Regions from separate parts of the Mus musculus genome. Here all the other regions are linked to region 3. A link is a loop called in an ENCODE intact Hi-C map of the cell type or tissue named here. Cell type or tissue: gastrocnemius. All regions are shown on one strand. Region 1 has its middle 17 kb from the start of Kalrn. Region 2 overlaps Kalrn (kalirin, RhoGEF kinase). Region 3 overlaps Ccdc14 (coiled-coil domain containing 14).

Region 1 (2,500 bases), 170 kb after region 3:
ACTGAACATGCTCTTAATAGCTCAAGGGCTCCTGGCAGAAGGACTGTTTGACCTGAGACTAGAACAGTCAATAGCACCTTGACTCAAGACCATGATTAACCATGATGTAACTGCTTTAAATGCTGGTTCAACAAATATTATTTATTTCTGTCCACTTACAAGCCCTATTCAAAATACTTCACGAATACCAGATTTGTCTGTCTCTGGTTGCCACTTGGACTAGGACTGTTGATTGTATGCAGAGTTTAAATGACATCACAGCAGAGAGCCAAGGCTAGAGTGGGGTAAAGCAGGGGCTTTATTCCTTTCTTTGGGGCTGGGGTAGGGAAGAATTCTCGTGTGCTTAGAAAATGGTAATGATGTACTTTCATGCTATCCGGGTGAGGTCCACTGTTTTTGTATGTTTCCTGCTTATTTTGTAGCTTCAGCTGTGGAGATGCTGGGCATGGGAGCTGGAAGCAGGAAATGGCCAGAATGCTTCTCTGACCATCCTGAAGGTTCTTTTCTTTGGGTCTGGCTGAAAGATTATGGTAATGGATGTGATGTGCAGCTGCAGAGGAAGCAAGGATTTTTTTTTTTTAAATCAAGAGGAATTCAGAGATCAAGAAGAACATGCAAAACCTAGGCGTGATGGTGTGTGCTGTAATCCTGGCACTTGGAAGGCTGAGGCAGGATATTCTCCAGAGTCTGAGACCAGCCTGGTTATAGAGTAAATTCTAGGTCAACCTAGGCTTACAAAGACTGTCTCAAAAAAAAAAAAAAGTATTGTTGTATACTGTTAGACATGTTTTTTAGTTATGCTTGCTTGTTCTTTTGAAGGAAGCTACTTTGGGACTTGTGTTCTCCCACACCCCCTTTTTTAACTGTTGGAAACTGTGCTCATTTATTTTTTGACCACACCTAACATATAGAACCCAGCGTCCAAGGCATCTGCTGCCACCTGCTGGCAGAGAATACCACTAGAGGGATTTGGAATCAAATGGGTACATACATTGAAAACCAATTCTGTCTCTGAATGGATCACAGAATATTAGAAATGTTAGAGATCTTTAAAAATTGTCTGGATTTATCTGGAATGAAACCAACATGCTTTTTTTTTAAAAAAAGTTCTCTTACTCTAATATTTACAATGATAGGAAACTCATGATTTCCCACTATTTTGTTACCATTCGTTCTTTCAGTTAAAATGCTTCTTTATTTGTAGATGCATATGTATCTCTCTGTATATGTGTATGTGTATACACACACACACACACATATAAATTTTGAAGGAAAATACCATTTTTATTTATTTGTTCTAGCATTTGCCTCTGGAAATTTCCATAATAAGTTAACTGCCTTAAAAAGGTTTACTGTGGCTTATCTCCATAGCCCTTCAAATATCTGAAGGGACCTGGTTGTACCCGCAGTCGTGTCTCGAGGTTAAACAGTGGCAGTGCTGTCAGTCAGGACAATGTCAAGCTTTCCAAATTCCTCATAGCCATTTGTTTCGTGATGTCGTACTGTTGGTGTCCCCACCTAATTGCATTGCTGAGATTGGCCCCAGCTCAGCTCTCCAGGTGTCATCAGTGTAGTGACACTCTGGTATTCAGGGTCTGTCCAGACTTCTGGGACACTCTCTGTACCATGAGGTAGCACTTTTGCTAGATTTCCATAGTGCTAAACTTTTGAATAATGGAAAGCCAATGAATTTGTATAATCTCCTATATTTTTAACTTTCCCCCTTTGGATAAAAGCAAGACTTGGAAAAATTGTAATTATACAATTACCAAAATGACTACATTCTGAATTTTAGATATTACTAGCAATGCCATAGTTCTCTCGCAGCGAATGGCCACCGAGGCTCTGTCTGGGAATAGGCTTCCGGTGATGGGGAAACCCTGTGGGCGTCACTGTGTATTTGTATATGGCTTATGCCTACCAGTCTGAGGTTACCATATCATGCTTTATATATCAACTTTTCTTCCTGAAACATGCTCTGAAAATATTCTGTGCGGTTATAGTTTTCTTGGTGTAAATATTCCACAATTGCTTCGGCAAGTCTAACATTGCATCCTCGAAGCCATCCTGCTCCTGAGAATGTTTGTCAGCCAGCGTGCGTGCGTCTTGTGTACAGTGTTTCACTAAGGTAGATGCAGAAGGTGAGAATGGCTTTCAGAGTGATGTGTGCGTCGCTTTAAAGGGTAGATCGCCAGACACAGAGTTTGCCCCTGTTGATTTTGTTCAGGTGTTCAGATTTGCCGAGAGTCTTATATCTTTGCCCGGTCATTTGTTATAGTATTGAGTCCACTATACCAGGTTTGTATTATCTGTCCATATTATAGGCATAATCTTTATCTGAGGAAATAACATTTTTAAAGAAGCTAAAGAAACACTTGAGGGGGCAGTGCTGTGGTATCTGTGGCCACCACCAGAGAGCCCTGTTCCACACAAAGTGTTTCTCGTAATAAAAGCCCTTGGGTCTTTTGCAATCATTTGCAGCGACTCCTCACAACTGTAC
Region 2 (2,500 bases), 510 kb after region 3:
GCTAAGAGCACAGACTGCTCTTCCGAAGGTCCTGAGTTCAAATCCTAGCAAGCACATGATGGCTCACAACCATCCGTAATGAAATCTGATGCCCTCTTCTGGTGTGTCTGAAGACAGCTACAGTGTACTTAGATATAATAATAAAATAAATCTTAAAAAAAAACTAAATTAGGAAAGCTACTACACAAAGACTAGTTTGTTTTTGTTGTTGTTGTTTTAAAAAGACAAGATCTCATTATGTACCCTTGGGTGGTCTAAAATACTATATAAACCAGGCTACCTTGGAACTCACAGCAGTCCTCTTGCTCTGCCTTTTGAGGGTTGGGACTAAAGTGTGAGCCACCACACTTGACCGTATTTTGATCATCTTTCTGGAGTGTTGTCTTTGGATCGAACCATTTCCAATTAGGATGTGAAGCTGTTCCCAGTGGTGGATCGAGTCCAGGCTCTGACTTCTTGTTAGAAGCAGACAGTTCTAAGAAGGGGTAAGACAAGGCACAAAATTAGTTCAAGAAGATGACACTCTTGTTCAGTGGAGGAGCCGGACAAGCTGACTGGAGAGGGGCATTTGAGATAGAACTCATGGAGAGCTTCCACAGGTGGGCATGGCTTCCTTGATGAAAAGGGACAGTGTGAACAAATGCCTCTGAAGGGAGGGTGTCAATGGGTAGGATGGGAAAAGAGTTCGTAAGAGAGGCTCAGGTCACCCCTGCCTTATGATGGTCAGGGACAGATGCTGATCTTATCCCTCGGTTAGACATCACAGACACGCCTTGGGGACTGTGGGGGAAAGGAGTGGCATGTGGAAGTAATCTGACTGAAATGGACTGAAAGGGGGCCCAGGAAAGGGGTCTGGTAAGATGGGGAAATTAACCAAAATACCTAGACAGTAGAAATGAGGGAGCAGAGTGGGTGGAGTATAAGGAGAGGGAGATCTGGGAGAGGGAAGGGAGAGAAGGAAAAGGAGGACGGGAGGGATAAAGACTGCAGAATGGGCACAACAAGAAGAGGAGGGGCAGATGGTGAAAAACAGGTTTCAGGAGCATGCGCAGTGTGGTTTCCTAAACGTGTTTTCTCATGAGCTAATAAATAAATAAATAAATAGATAGATAATCACGTCCTGAACCCCTCCAACACACACACATGCACACACGTACACACATGCACACACATGCCCACATGCACACACGTTTGTCTGGATTTGGTTTTGTCTTCCTATTCTTTTTGTCACATAAATTGGTTTACTTCCCTTTGAAACACAGTGGGCTTTGGTGAGGCACTGGCTCCACCAAGTGGAGAGAAAGAAGTTGTGCAGCTCATGATTCCAGCTATCCACAGGCTGCAGCTACTGTTTCCTTGCTTACAGTATGTGCTTTCTGTGCATGCACACCCCAAATGCCTGCGTTATTAATTGTATCCCTTCTACTGGGAAAGCTCAAAGCAGCCTCTGCTATAATCTAGCTCTGTCCCCTTGTTTTATGGAAGCTGACCCTTTCTGAGCTACTCAGACTGGCATGGACCCAGGTATCATTCCGTTAATATCCCAATGCTAGGAAAAAAAGGAAAGGCTAGTGAACTTTCCTGGGTCCCAGACCCTCAGTCTAAGGGTAACTGCCAGCTTTAAGCAGAGCCTAGAGAAGATAGCTGTGATCTTGTTGCTGTTATTTGCGCTGTGATTAGCTTGCAACATTGAGGCTGATTGGAAACAATCGAAACACCCAGACAAAAAGCAATCAAGCTCAGATACATCATGGTAACATTGATTTCACTTGTTCACATATTGTTGCTTTCCTGCCTTGGTGCTAGGCAGCATCTTAGTTAGAGATCTTATTACAGATAAATAACATTGAGTGGAGAATTTTTTTTTTTTTTACATTTTTGCCTCGTTGTAACATTACTTGGTATGTCGTGTGCAAGTAATTGTCCATCTGATCATACGTGTTAGCTACAGTGAATGGGGTATTGGGAAACACATCCAGGAGACAACGCTTGCTTTTGCTTCTAAAGATTGGAAGCCATGCCTGCCCTCTCATCCCTCACCCACACGAAAGTCTCTGGAGTGAAATGGAGAGACAGGGCCAAGAAGCCCATGCTCAGCCTAGGTACCCAAGGTGTGCTGAAGATGCGAATAGCTCCTTCTCCAGTGTGCTCAGGCTCCTGACTTCCCTCCAGTTCCTTATCTCTCCTTATGCTCACTGCTCCCTTAGCCCCTGGCAGTCAAGAGCCTCTAGAGTCTAGGCTGTGAGTCTGCAGGGACCTAGCAAGCTCCACTGGGAAGAGCACGGGAATGCAGCCTGGCTCCACCAGGAAGCAGTGTCCCGACTGCCGTCTCCACATTCTATACCTGCTGTTCATTGTTCCTCTTTAACCCGTGCTACAACCTCCCTATTCTCACCTCGCTGGTATGACAGCAAGCACACACACACACACACACACACACACACACACACACATACACACAAGGGCTCCAACAACTTTACCTTTGGATGCACAAAAATTT
Region 3 (2,500 bases):
CTTGTATTTTTTGTCCACGTATTTGGTTTTTTACATTTATTTCTTATATATGTTAAAAATAAAATAAAAAAGAAAAACAAAACAAGAGCAACAACAACAAGTCAAGGACATTCTCAGCTTCATATCCTGTTTGAAGACAGCCTGACTTTCATGAAACTGTGTCACCAAAATAAATACATAAGTAAACCAAAAAAAAGATGAGGTGTTAGGAGGAAGACACCTGATGTCAGCCTCTGCTATGCGCACATGCACACAGGACTGGAGAGGCCATTTTTTCCTTTATATGAGGGGTAGGCTAGCCATCGGTCTATCCACCTCCCTAATGCTGCTTCACTATATGAACAGCTCCAGGATAGGCTGCTGCTTCCTTTAGTTTTCAGAGTGGAAAAAGCGAGTTTGCTCGGTGCTGCCAATCACTTCCTCACACAGAGGTACCCTAACCCACTCCTTCAATTTCCTGTCACTCTTTCAGTCCATCCCCCAACACTGGTTACAGAGCTAAAGTCAATCGGTAATACTATGAGTGTCTTTTTACTTTGCATAACCTCATTGCTATTAAACACAAAGACAGAGTAAAATGCAAATAAAATCACCAACTTCTAAAGATCGCTGAACTGTAAGTAGCACTTGGCAACGCCTCAGAACAGTATGTAGCACAGAGTAAACACTCAGCAATGTTATATCATCCAATAGCTGCAAACTGAGCAGATAAGTAAATACTTCATTTTCATAAATCTTGCTATCTAGAAATATATTTCTAAACGTGATCCCTCTGAGATGACGAAAACCCATAGCAATAACAGATCATCTCTATCAGACGAGCTACAAAACTAGCTAATAACTTCCTATAAAGTATCAGTTTTTATTAAAATAATTTTACAATAAAGGAAATAGAAAAATATCCTCTAAAGCTATTTTAACTCAGGAGTCTAAGATGGTCCACGGGAGATCACAGCCCACAGCACAGCACAGCCCAGCACAGCACACAGCACAACACAGCACAGCACAGCACAGCACAGCCAAGCACAGCACACAGCACACAGCACAACACAGCACAACACAGCACAGCCCAGCACAACACAGCACAGCACAGCACACAGCACAACACAGCACAGCACAGCAAAGCACAATCTTGTCCTCTCCTTTTGAATCCTAGTCCTCTCTTTTTTAGACTTCTGGTTCCTTAAGAATTGTCTAATCTGAGGAGCTCTGAGTCCATGTTCACCGGCACATGTTCTCAATCCACTAGCTCACTGGACTTCCTTCTGTAGTCTTATTAAGCTGAGCTACACAGTCCTGCCTCTGCCAGCAGATGTCGCCATCTCACAGAAACTAAAAAACTCCAAACACGCTTCTTTCTTAAAAGGCCAGAGAGAATAAACATTCCAGGCTTATGAGCTAACTTGTCTCTGTCACAACTACTCAATGCCACCGTAGTACGAAAGCAGCCACATACGACCTATGAACAGTAGGTTCTAACAAAGCTTTAATTATAAAGTAAAACTAAACACCATTTCTAAAAACACAACTGGCTATATGGAATGGACCCTAGTTAAGACTGATACTGTCCAACAGGAACATAATATAAGCAATATATTTAATTTAAAATTTTAAGTAGTCATACCAAAAAATTAAAGGGACGACTTACTTTCCATGTTTTAGTTACATGTAGCCAGAGCCGAGGCTGCAGCTCAGTAGTATAGTTCTTGCCTACAACACTGAAGGCCTCAGTTTGATCTCCAACACCACAAAAATAAAGAAGGAAATATAACAAAAGCACTGACATTGCAGTGTGTAACGCCCAGCATCTATTTATAGCATACCTCAAAACAGATGCTAAATCTTTATGAGAAACACTCCATCTCTATTTAGACTGTGTATAATTTATAGCTGAAAGAGTAGATTTACACACCAGAAGTATTCCAATAGTCTTAGGAGTTTTATAATTGGATATCAGTTTTCAAATTTACTAAATTAATTAAAATTTCAGCCTAGGGATTAGAAAAATAGCCCAGTCAGTGAAGTACCTGCTGGCTCAAGCACAAGAACCAGAGTTTCCATCCCCAGGAGCTGGCAGGGACTGACAGGCAGTATGGTCCTTAACCCCAGCAAAGGGGAGGCAGGGACAGATGGATCCATGGAGTTTAGTGGCCAGCCTGCCTAGTCAAATCTATAAGCTTCAGGTTCAGTAAGAATAAAGGCAGGACGTGATAAGGAAAGACAAACATGTGTAGCACATGGGTACACAGCACTAATGTGAAGACATACATACAAAAATATACACACATTCAGCCTACCAATGTAGTGATCGCTTATAAGCACCACCTGTCAATAAAAAAGCCTATGGCCAATGAGCTGAGGCAGGAAATAGGAGGCGGGACACTGGCAGGAAGACAGAGGATTCTGGAAAATAGAGAGGCATGGGAAATTTGAGAGCCAGATGCTGAGGAAGAAGCAGGTGGGACTGGAGGAGAGCTAACTAACCAGCAGGTAGATGAAC

The links. Peaks named below come from ENCODE experiments on the same cell type or tissue, not always from the same donor. Only the 100,000 strongest peaks of a DNase experiment are listed, where the experiment ranks them.
Region 1: a loop joins it to region 3, with 2.5 times the contacts of the local background. A loop is called at or near these places in 12 of 42 quality-filtered maps.
Region 2: a loop joins it to region 3, with 2.5 times the contacts of the local background. A loop is called at or near these places in 11 of 42 quality-filtered maps.

What each region holds. Positions count from the first base shown.
Region 1 is chr16:34,530,137-34,532,636 of GRCm38, reverse strand. It overlaps a transcript of Kalrn not described here. Among named protein-coding and RNA genes, the nearest start is that of Kalrn, 17 kb to the right of the region's middle. In gastrocnemius, a CTCF peak has its summit at 947 (motif pointing left); a DNase peak (open chromatin) is centred at 935.
Region 2 is chr16:34,191,911-34,194,410 of GRCm38, reverse strand. All of the region lies in intron 25 of Kalrn (kalirin, RhoGEF kinase), which reads left to right. Among named protein-coding and RNA genes, the nearest start is that of Gm41448, 73 kb to the right of the region's middle. In gastrocnemius, a CTCF peak has its summit at 1,287 (motif pointing left); a DNase peak (open chromatin) is centred at 1,281.
Region 3 is chr16:34,699,182-34,701,681 of GRCm38, reverse strand. All of the region lies in intron 5 of Ccdc14 (coiled-coil domain containing 14), which reads right to left. Among named protein-coding and RNA genes, the nearest start is that of Gm35150, 9.7 kb to the right of the region's middle. In gastrocnemius, a CTCF peak has its summit at 1,308 (motif pointing right); DNase peaks (open chromatin) are centred at 1,305 and 2,087; H3K27ac peaks cover 343 bases.